2 separate regions of the Homo sapiens genome follow, and region 2 is linked to region 1. Evidence: read pairs that join two places in POLR2A ChIA-PET (ENCODE). Cell type or tissue: OCI-LY7. All regions are shown on one strand.

Region 1 (5,000 bases):
CCACTCTCACTTTGGCCTTCATGCTCTTTCTAAATAGGGTGACTACCTACAGAAAAGAAAGAAAAAAGGTTAAGTGAGATCTAGAGTCTTAACGCACAATGTCCTTCTAAGGAATGTGGTTTTGCCAAGAACCAGGAAAATCTCAGTTTGAATGAGAAAAGACAATCAATAGATGTCAACACAGAGATGATACAGAAATTAGATGGTAAAGCAGTCATCATTAAAATGCTGCAATAAGAAATTACAAACATGTTTGAAACAAACGAAAAATAAAGTCTTAGCAAGGCAACTGAAGGTATAAGGAAAAGCAAATGAAAAGTTTAGAACTAAAAAATACAATAACTGAAATAAAAAACTCATTGTGTGCACTCAATAGCAGGATGAATAAAAAGATGAAAGAATTGGTGAACTTGAAGACAGAACAAAAGAAATTACCTGATTTGAACAGTGGGGAAACAGATGGAAAAAAAAATGACAAGAGCCTCAGGGATCTGTGGGACAACAACAAAAGATCGAATATTTGTATTATTGGAGTTCCAGAAGGAGATAAGGAAGTATGGGCTGAAAAAGATTTGGAAAAATGACGATTGAAAACTTGCCAAATTTGGCAAAAGACACAAACCAAACTTGGCAAAAGACACAAACCAACAGAGGCTGATGAATCCCAGACAAGATAAGCCCGAAGAAATCCACACTGAAATCATCAGTCAAAAACTAAAGACAAAGAAAAATCTTGAAAGCATCTAGGGAGATAAGGCATTACCTTTAAAGAGATGATGGAGGGGCCGGGTGCGGTGGCTCACGCCTGTAATCCCAACACTTTGGGAGGTGGTGGCAGGTGGAGATGATGGAGGATTTCTCATAAGTGAACACAGAGGCCAGAAGGAAGAGGAACATTTTTCAAGTAAAATGCTGACTTGCTCCAAAATGTCTTTTTCTGCTGCCTTAAACTCACGCCATTTTTTTTTTTTTTTTTTGAGACGGTGTTTTCACTCTTGTTGCGCAGGCTGGAGTGCAATGGCACAATCTCGGCTCACTGAAACCTCTGCCTCCTGGGTCCAAGCAATTCTCCTGCCTCAGCCTCCCAAGTAGCTGGGATTACAGGCATGTACCACTATACCTGGCTAATTTTTTTGTATTTAGTAGAGATGGGGTTTCACTATGTTGGTCAGGCTGTTCTCGAACTCCTGACCTCAAGTGATCCACCCACCTCGACCTCCCAAAGTGCTGGGATTACAGGCAACTCACACCATCCTTAATTCCTTTATTTAAGCATTACCTTCTCCATGAGCATTACTCATAAATTGCAGTCTCATCTTCTTAGTGGAAATGTTAACTTTTTTTCATTAAAGCTTTGTCTAGATAATTCTTAAAAATAATTATTGGGATTAAATATCTTAACTTTTCTAATTGGTTATTGCTAAGTTATGGAAAATCTATTATTCTGAAAATTTAGCTTGTATTCTAGCTACATTGCTGAATTCCTATGAATTTTAATAGTTTTAGAGCTTATTCTTTGTAATTTATAGATAAACAAAATATCACCCAACAATGCGTTCTTCTCTATGCCATTCTAAAATGTCCAATTCTTATTTCCATTTCATGTATTTATAGTATTGGCTAAAAAAATCTAGAAAAAGGGTAATAATAACTGTTGTAGGAAGTAGTCTTGTTTTTAATTTTAACTAGCTGTGTTTAATTTTAACTAGTAGTGTTTTCTAAAGTGTGTTTCATGTGGTTCTAAGGTTTCTGAATGTTTTGGTAATGTTTGGCTAAACAGAATACATATATTATATATATATTTATATATACACTGCACAGCTTCTGAGTCTTAGATAGGACAGTGCTCACTGTGCATTTTCAGGAGGTAAGGGCAGCAGGCAAGGGCCCCTTCCTCTTTTTCGCTTTATTTGTAGAGTCTTTCATGCATCAGTTGTTAGATAGTTGGCCCTCCAAATCTCATGTTGAAATTTGATCTCCAACATGAAAGGTGGAGCCTATTGCCAGGTGTTTGGTTCATGGAGGTGGATCCTTCATAAAGGGCTTGGTGCTGTCCTTGTGGTGACGAGTAAGTTCCAGCTCTCTTGGTTCCCATGAGAACTGGTTGTTGAAAAGAACCTGGGATTTCCTCCCCATCTCTCTCTTCCTTCTTCCCTTGCTATGTGATGCCTGCTCCCCTTCCCCTTCTGCCACGAGTGGAAGCAGCCTGAGGTGTTCACTAGAAGCAGATACAGGCATCGTGCTTCTGATACAGTCTGCAGAACCATGAGCCAGTTAAACCTCTTTTCTTTATAAACTACCCAGCCTCAGGTATCCCTTTCTAGCAATGCAAATGGACTAAGACAGTTGTCTAGGGGCACACTTGGGAAAATGCTGCTTTAGAATTTCCCTGGGATGTATGCTGTGAGGAGTTGGGTTGAAATGATGTTCTCTGTAATCAAAGAAGTATCTTCCTAGTTCTGAAATATTCACTTCAGTTATCTTTGGCTCATGGAATTGGACTGGGAAAGTCAAGTGATTAAAATGAAGTTTTTTTTTTATTCTCATATTATCAAACGGTTTTAAATAAACTGGTATTAGCTTTAAAATTAAACAAGAACCCATGAAATGCAAATACTTCTGGAGAGAGAACATCTTCAGTGTGGATTTGATCAGAATTGTTCTCTGTGAGGAAGGAAGGTGCCATCTGAGAGTTCCTGTGTGTGTGTGTGTAGGGAGCTGAAAGAGGAAGCCAGGACGGAGGTAGGGGTTTGAGGCACATCACTGAGTGGGTGACATCATTTTGATTGGCTGCCAGCCAGAGGCCGTTAGGGGCCTGGGCTTTTTTTCTGCCCGTTTCAATTGTAGCCAAATTCGCCATCAGCAAGTTGAGTGAAAATCTTTTAGGCCAGTTGTTCACACATTTGGTGGATGAAATCAAATATTCGAATCACTTTTTCTGGCATTCAACAAATTCAATTTTTATGTAAAATCATCTCCTAACTCTTCAGAAAGCTGTTTATTTTTCTACTAAGAAGGCACAAGTTCAATGCTCTTTTTCAAATGAATATAATTTCTTGAAAGCCAAAAATTATAGCTTGTAATGATGTTTTTCTTTTCTTGTGATGAAATACCTCTGATCTTGGTCTATTTAATGGCAGCATTTGAATTTTCTTTCTCTCTCTTTCCTTCCTCCCCCCTTCCTCTCGCCTCCCTTTCTTTCTTCCCTCTTTCTCTTTCTTCTTTCCTTCCTTTCTTCCTGGGAGAGGGACATTAGGAGGGGAAACTGTCTCTTCTGAATGGTCTTTTCAAAATGCCTTTATTAAAGTCACCTATTAGTAGGATCTAGGAGATCCAACAAAGAAAAGAAATAACAACAACAGCAGCCACTCCTCCTCCTGCTAATGTCTGTTTACTAAGCACTTTGCATATGAGAGGGACTATTCTAAGTGCTTTGCATGTATCATCTTATTTGAGCCTCACAACATTCCTGTGAGCAGGAATTATCCGTAGATCTGAGGAAACAGAGAGGTTAAGTAATTCACTCAAGATCACACAGTTAGTAAATTACAGAGCCAGAACTTGAATCCATGCATCTTCCACTATCTACTCCAACCAGCTACATTTATTGTACAAATTAGAAATTATGAGTGACTTCAAATTAAGGCATTTCCCTTGAGAGAAGAAAAAAATATGAATCTGTTGATACTCTGGTGGAAAGAGAGAGAAAGCAGGGGAAAGGGGAAGAAATTTCAGAAGAAATGAATCAACAGATGATGTGATGTCAGAACACGGGGGGATTTCACTCCCTTCATTTTACTAGTAAGGAAACTGGGGCCCAGAGAGGGGAGGGGCCAAGTCTTGGTTGCAGCAGGTGTTGGTTCAGAGCCTGGTGTGGAGTCCAGCACTGGTGGTTTCCAACCCAGTCCTCCTCTCCTTCCATCTTACCAGGCTGCCTTCCAAATGATATATGTTTTAAGGCTCCAATTTAGTTGTTTTTAGAATGTCAAAGCCATTAGAAATTCCACGTGATGGAATGAAATTAACGAGAGCCTATTTTCCTTTTCAAAAAGTGGGAGAAGCTCCCAGACTTGTTACTGAAGCTTGAGGACACAACTTGTAGTTCTATTTACATTTACAGCTCGACTTCCGTTTCACATCTCAGAAACTGGGCCCTGATCAAAGCTGAGGCATCCCGTTTCTTTTGTCACTCAAAGATCATATGCAGTATTTTGTGTTATCTTATTGGTTGAGGTCAAAGCCAATTAACTTGGTAAATACTGGGAACTTCCTCACTAAGGAATCCAGACAGACGCTGCTAGGTCTGTTGTAGAACCAGACAAGATTTCCCCCTTCTGGGATTCCCCCCGCCCCCAATTTTTCCGATTTTATGGTTTCTATGGCATCCTGGGCTTCTGCCTGGCATGGGGTTCAGTTTCAGCCACACCACTTAGTGTGTGTGTGTGACTTTTATTAATCACAACAGCTAACACGGTTAATAGCATTTATTTTGTGCCAGATGGTTTTCTCTAGCACTCTCTGTATGTTAACTCATTTATACTTTTAACAACCTTCTCAGGCTGAATAATAGCTCCCCAACGAGGTTCACATCCTAATCCCTGGAACCTGTGAGTATGTTAGCTTAGTTGGCAGAAGGGACTTTGCAGATGTAATCAAATTAAGGATTATTTTGTTTTTTAGAGACAGGAGTCTCACTATATTGTCCAGGCTGGTCTTGAACTCCTGGACTCAAGTGATCCTCCCTCCTCGGCCTTCCAACATGCTGGGATTACAGGCATGAGTCACAACAACCGGCTGAATTAGGAATCTTGAGATGGGAAGATTGTTTTGGATTTGAGTGGGCTCGATGTAATCATGAGGGTCCTTTATGAGAGGGAGGGAGGAGGTCAGGGAGAAGAGAAGATGCTGGCATTGAAGATGGAGGAAGGGGCTGGGAGCAGCTTCAAAAAGCAGAAGCAAATCTTCCCTTGGGGCATCTGGAAGGAACCAGCCCTGTGGAT
Region 2 (5,000 bases), 500 kb after region 1:
CTTGAGGCACAGGGGCATTTACTGGGTTACAAATGACTTCCCTGTTATTCAAGATAAACTGATGCCTTTAACTTGACTTTATTATCAATCTATTATTTATCAATAAGAAACCCTTCAAACAGTGTTTCAAAAATTGAAGCATACAGCAGATTACTTTCCAATTCCTTTAATTTCTGATCACATCATTTCTGATTTTGAGATCACTTTCCAAAAAGATGTTCTCTTCTCTACAATGAGATATGTTGTGTATAACACATTTTCTATTACGTTGCCATTTTCTTTTAATGGAACTCAACTTGACGTATCCATTTTTGGCTTGGAGCAAAATGAGATTCTTTGGCTGAGCTCTTGCATTAACAACCCCTGTTGTGCTGGTTCTTGTTCTTCAAAACCCTAAGTGATGTACTGAATGGATCTTCTTACATCCCATACATCTTTGCACATTTCTGACTGATTCTAAATATTCCCTCCCCAAATATAACCTTTATGCCTTTCTACTAAGCTCTTCTATTTCATTTCAATGCTGCACTCAGACATAGTTTATCATATTTTTATTCAAAGATGTGGTTCTTGTTTTAGGAGATACAAATACCTAAAAATAAATTTTGCAGAACTTTTAGATAAACTTTTAAGGGAACTGTTCAGTCTTGAACAAAGGTCTAACTACTTCTTGGCCTGTACTCCGTAAAGTCTCCATCTGAATGCATGATCTGTTGCTCTCAGTACTGTTGAGAAGGTGTTTCACTGGCTCTGAGCAGGATTGCATTTGTGCTCTTGTGCTCGCTCCCTCTGTTTGTACTTTTCCAAAGTCTCCTGACCACTCTTTCTCTGTCCTTGTCTCACACGCCTCCTCCCACTGATTGCCTGGCTCCTGATGAAAGTTTACAGTTGAATCTTTCTTCTTCTCCATTGCCCATTTTAATTCATACAGTCTTCTCACCAACTCTATCTTCCTTTTCATCCCTCCTCTAGTAGTCTATGCTGTATTTTCATTCACTTGCATGTTAACCATGCTTAAATGGGCTAAATTATCAGGCATCATTCATTCGCTAATTCAGTCAGCCAGCTGACAAACACAGCCTCACTACACAGCCAGCACCCTGTTATATAGGAATTCAGGTGAGAATGAGACAGAATCCATGTCCTCAAAAAACATCCACGGGATACAAAATCATATCACCAAGTTTCTGGATACAAAGCGTGAATCCATGCTTAAATCTGGATTCAAAAGGAACACTGTCTGCAGTGTTTTTTTTTTTTCACTGAGCTGGAATCTGCTTACTTAGAAGGACTGGTTTAAACAAAGTGTTAAGGATATTCCATGACATCTACAAGGGATTTTTGTATTATTAAGTACTTACTAGGAGCCTGGCATTATTCAGGCCTATTACACTAATTAATCTTCAAAGCGATCATGGAAGGAAAAACATTTTTATCCCTGTTTCATTAATGAGAAAATCAGAGCTCAGAAAATTTAAAACATGTCCAATATCACATAGCTAATAATTAAGTTGCAATGGCTATTTTAACTAAATCTTATGAATATTTTCAGACTCAAATTTAGCCCTTATCACCCATCTTCATCAATTATTAACATGTTGCCATTCTCCATTCTTCCTTCTTCCTTCTTCTTTCATCCATCACCCCCTGCCATTTCCTTTTTTTTTTTTTTTGGACAGAGAAGTATTTTAAGCAAATTCAATATGACATATTACTTTACCTGTGTATATTTCCATATGTAACTTTTATAGATGTGAACTCTAAAAAGACACAAGCACAATATTATTATCACAAACAACAAAATTACCAACTTTCCTGAATAATTGCTTAATAGCATCTAATACTCAACTCAGGATTTCGTTCTTCTGATTGTCTTTCTGGAGTTTTTAAATATTTTTCTTAACAATTAAGATCTAAAATGGAACCCAGTCTGTCTTCTTCGTGAGCACCCCCATCCTCTTGCTCATCATTAGGCAGGGCTGTCTAGCTTGGGCCCACAACACAGCCGCCCCACCTCAGACTGATTGTTCTGATTGATAACTGCTTTGTGTTGTGCTGGGGTGCAGCCCTGAGAGACAAGTGAAAGACCCTCTGGCCCTCTGCCATTACCACTGCCAAGGTCTCTGCCTCTGCTACCCTCACGTTTGGGAGGGACCATAAAGCCTGAGCTAGCTCCACGGCTATGGTGTGCAGCCCAGGAGTGCCAAGCCAAGATCTGCATCCAGCATTTGAGTGGAAGAGGAGCCCACACCTTCAGAGCACTGCAAGGGACCACAGCTGCAATCATGAGGAAATACAGAGGAGCCACTTGGCTAAGAGCCTACCAGTCATTGCACTTAAGCACCACCTACTGGATCACGGCCTGAACTTCAACACCAAAAATACTTTGCTGTATCCCCCCTCCATTTCTGTGAAAGGAACGATAAGAATTCAGCTACAAATAAAGACCCTGCACAAATACTTAGCCCTCTGAAAACATCCAGAAATGAAGACAACTCATTATACTCAAATCCCACTGTAGTTAAAGGAACATTAGCCCATACAGTTGAGAAAGGACCAGTGCAAGAACTCTGTCAACTCAAAAAGCCAGAGTGTCTTCTTTCCTCCAAATAACTGCACGAGTTCCCTAGTGATGGTCCTTAACCAGGCCGAAATGGCTGAAATAACAGACACAGAATTTAGAATATGAATGGGAACAAAGACCACTGAGATTCAGAAGAAAGTCAAAACCCAGTTTAAGGAATCTAAGGATTACAACAAAATAATACAGGAGTTGAAAGACAAAATGGCCATTTTAACAAAGAACCAAACTGATCTGACAGAGCTGGAAAACACACTACAAGAATTTCATAATACAATGGCAAGTATTAACAGAAGAATAGAAGAAGAGGCAAGAGGCATGTGAGACAAGGACAAGCTGTGGAAACAATCTCAGAACCTGAAGACTGATTCTCTGAACTATCTCCGTGAGGCAAAAATAAAGAAAAAAAAGAATTTTAAAAACAAACAAAACCTCTGAGAAATATGGGATTGTGTAAAGAGATGAACTCTGTAACTCATTGGCATCCCTGAAAGAGAAGGAGGGAAAACAAGCAACTTGAAAAACATATGTGAGGATATTGGCCATGAACATTTCCCAATCTCACTAGACAGGCCAATATTTAAATTCAGGAAATGCAGAGAACCCCTGTGAGATACCATACAAAACAACCATCTTTAAGATGCATAATCATCATCAGATTCTCTGAGGTTGACATGAAAGAGAAAATATTAAAAGCGACTAGGAAAAGAAGGGATAAGTCATCTACAAAGGGAACCCCCTTAGTATAACAGTGGACTTTTCAACAGAAACCTTATAAGCCAGAAGAGATTGGGGACCTATATTTAGCATTCTTAAAGAAAAGAAATTCCAACCAAGAATTTTATATCCAGCCAAATTCAGCTTCATATGTGAAGCAGAAATAAGATCCTTTTCAGACAAGCAAATGCTAAGGGAACTCATTGTCACCAGAATTGCCTTACAAGAGGTGCCTAAAGGAGGGCTAAGTATGGAAAAGAAAGACTTTTACCAGCCATCACAAAAACACACTTAAATAAATAGACCACTGACACTATAAAGCAACTACACAATCAATTCTACATAATAACCAGCTAACAATATGATAATAGAATTAAATCCACAAATATTTATGTTAACTTTGAATGAGAACAGGCTAAGCAGCCTGATCAAAAGGCACAGAGTGGCAACTTGGATAAAGAAGCAAGACTTAACTGTATGCTGTCTTCAAGTTACCCATCTCACATGCAAGAATACAAGCTCAAAGTAAAATGATGGAGAAAAATCTATGAAGCAAATGGAAACCAAAAATATCAGGGGTTGCTACTCTTTTTTTGTTTTTAAGACAGAGTCTCACTGTGTTGCCTGGGCTGGAGTGCAGAGGTTGCTATTCTAATTTCAGACAAAACAGACTTTTAACTGACAATGATCAAAAAAGACAAAGAAGGGCATTACACAATGGCTAAGGGTTTGATTCAATAAGACAATTTAACTGTCTTAAATATATATGCACCCAACACAGGGCATCCAGATTCATAAAACAAGTTCTTAGAGACCTACAAAGAGACTTAGATAATTATACAGTAACAGTTGGAGAATTTAATATCCCATTGACAGTATTAGACAGATCAACAAGTCAGAAAACTAACAGAAATATTCAGGACCTGAACTCAATACTTGACCAAACGGACCTAACAGGCATCCACAGAACTCTCCACACCAAAACAACAGAAAATACATTCTTCTCATCTGCACATGGCACATACTCAAATCGATCCCACAATTGACCATAAAACAATTCTCAGCAAATTAAAAAACTGAAATCACCAATCACACTCTTAGACCACAGCACAATAAAAATTGAAATGAATACCAAGAAGATTGCTCAAAACCATAGAATTACAGATAAACTAAACCACATGATTATGAATGACTTCTGGGTAAGCAATGAAATTAAGGCAGAAATCAAGACATTCTTTGAAACTATGAGAACAGAAGACACAATATACCAGAATCTCTGGGACACAGCTAAAACAGTAGTAAGAAGGAAGTACATAGCACTAAATCCCTACATGAAAATGTTAGAAAGATCTCAAATTAACAACCTAACATCATACTTTGAGGAACTGTAAGAACAACCCCAAAGCTAGCAGAAGACAGAAATAACCAAAATCAGAGCTGAACGGAATGAAATTCAGAAGTAAAAAACCATACAAAAGATCAATAAAAGAAGAAGTTCTTTATTTGAAAGGATAAATAAGTTGATATACTGCCAGCTGGACTAATGAAGTAAAAAAGAGAGATGGTCCAAATAAACACAATCAGAAATGACAAAGGGGACGTTACCACCAACTCCACAGAAATACAAAAAACCATCAGAGACTGTTATAAACACCTCTATGCATACAAACTAGAAAATCTAGTAGAAGTAGATAAATTCCAG

The links. ChIA-PET counts read pairs that join two places held together with the same protein. Peaks named below come from ENCODE experiments on the same cell type or tissue, not always from the same donor. Only the 100,000 strongest peaks of a DNase experiment are listed, where the experiment ranks them.
Region 2: POLR2A ChIA-PET joins it to region 1 with 6 read pairs; 1 of 35 experiments calls an interaction of 5 or more read pairs at or near these places.

The regions. Positions count from the first base shown.
Region 1 is chr2:121,801,743-121,806,742 of GRCh38, forward strand. The region is part of intron 4 of LINC01823 (long intergenic non-protein coding RNA 1823); the gene reads left to right. Among named protein-coding and RNA genes, the nearest start is that of LINC01823, 14 kb to the left of the region's middle. RefSeq lists an enhancer at 2,615-2,694. In OCI-LY7, no CTCF peak of the experiment used is centred here; DNase peaks (open chromatin) are centred at 1,949, 2,299, 2,749 and 3,839; H3K4me3 peaks cover 2,241 bases; H3K27ac peaks cover 2,574 bases.
Region 2 is chr2:122,298,612-122,303,611 of GRCh38, forward strand. The region is part of intron 3 of LOC105373592 (a long non-coding RNA gene); the gene reads left to right. Among named protein-coding and RNA genes, the nearest start is that of LINC01823, 510 kb to the left of the region's middle. In OCI-LY7, a CTCF peak has its summit at 2,350 (motif pointing left); a DNase peak (open chromatin) is centred at 2,330.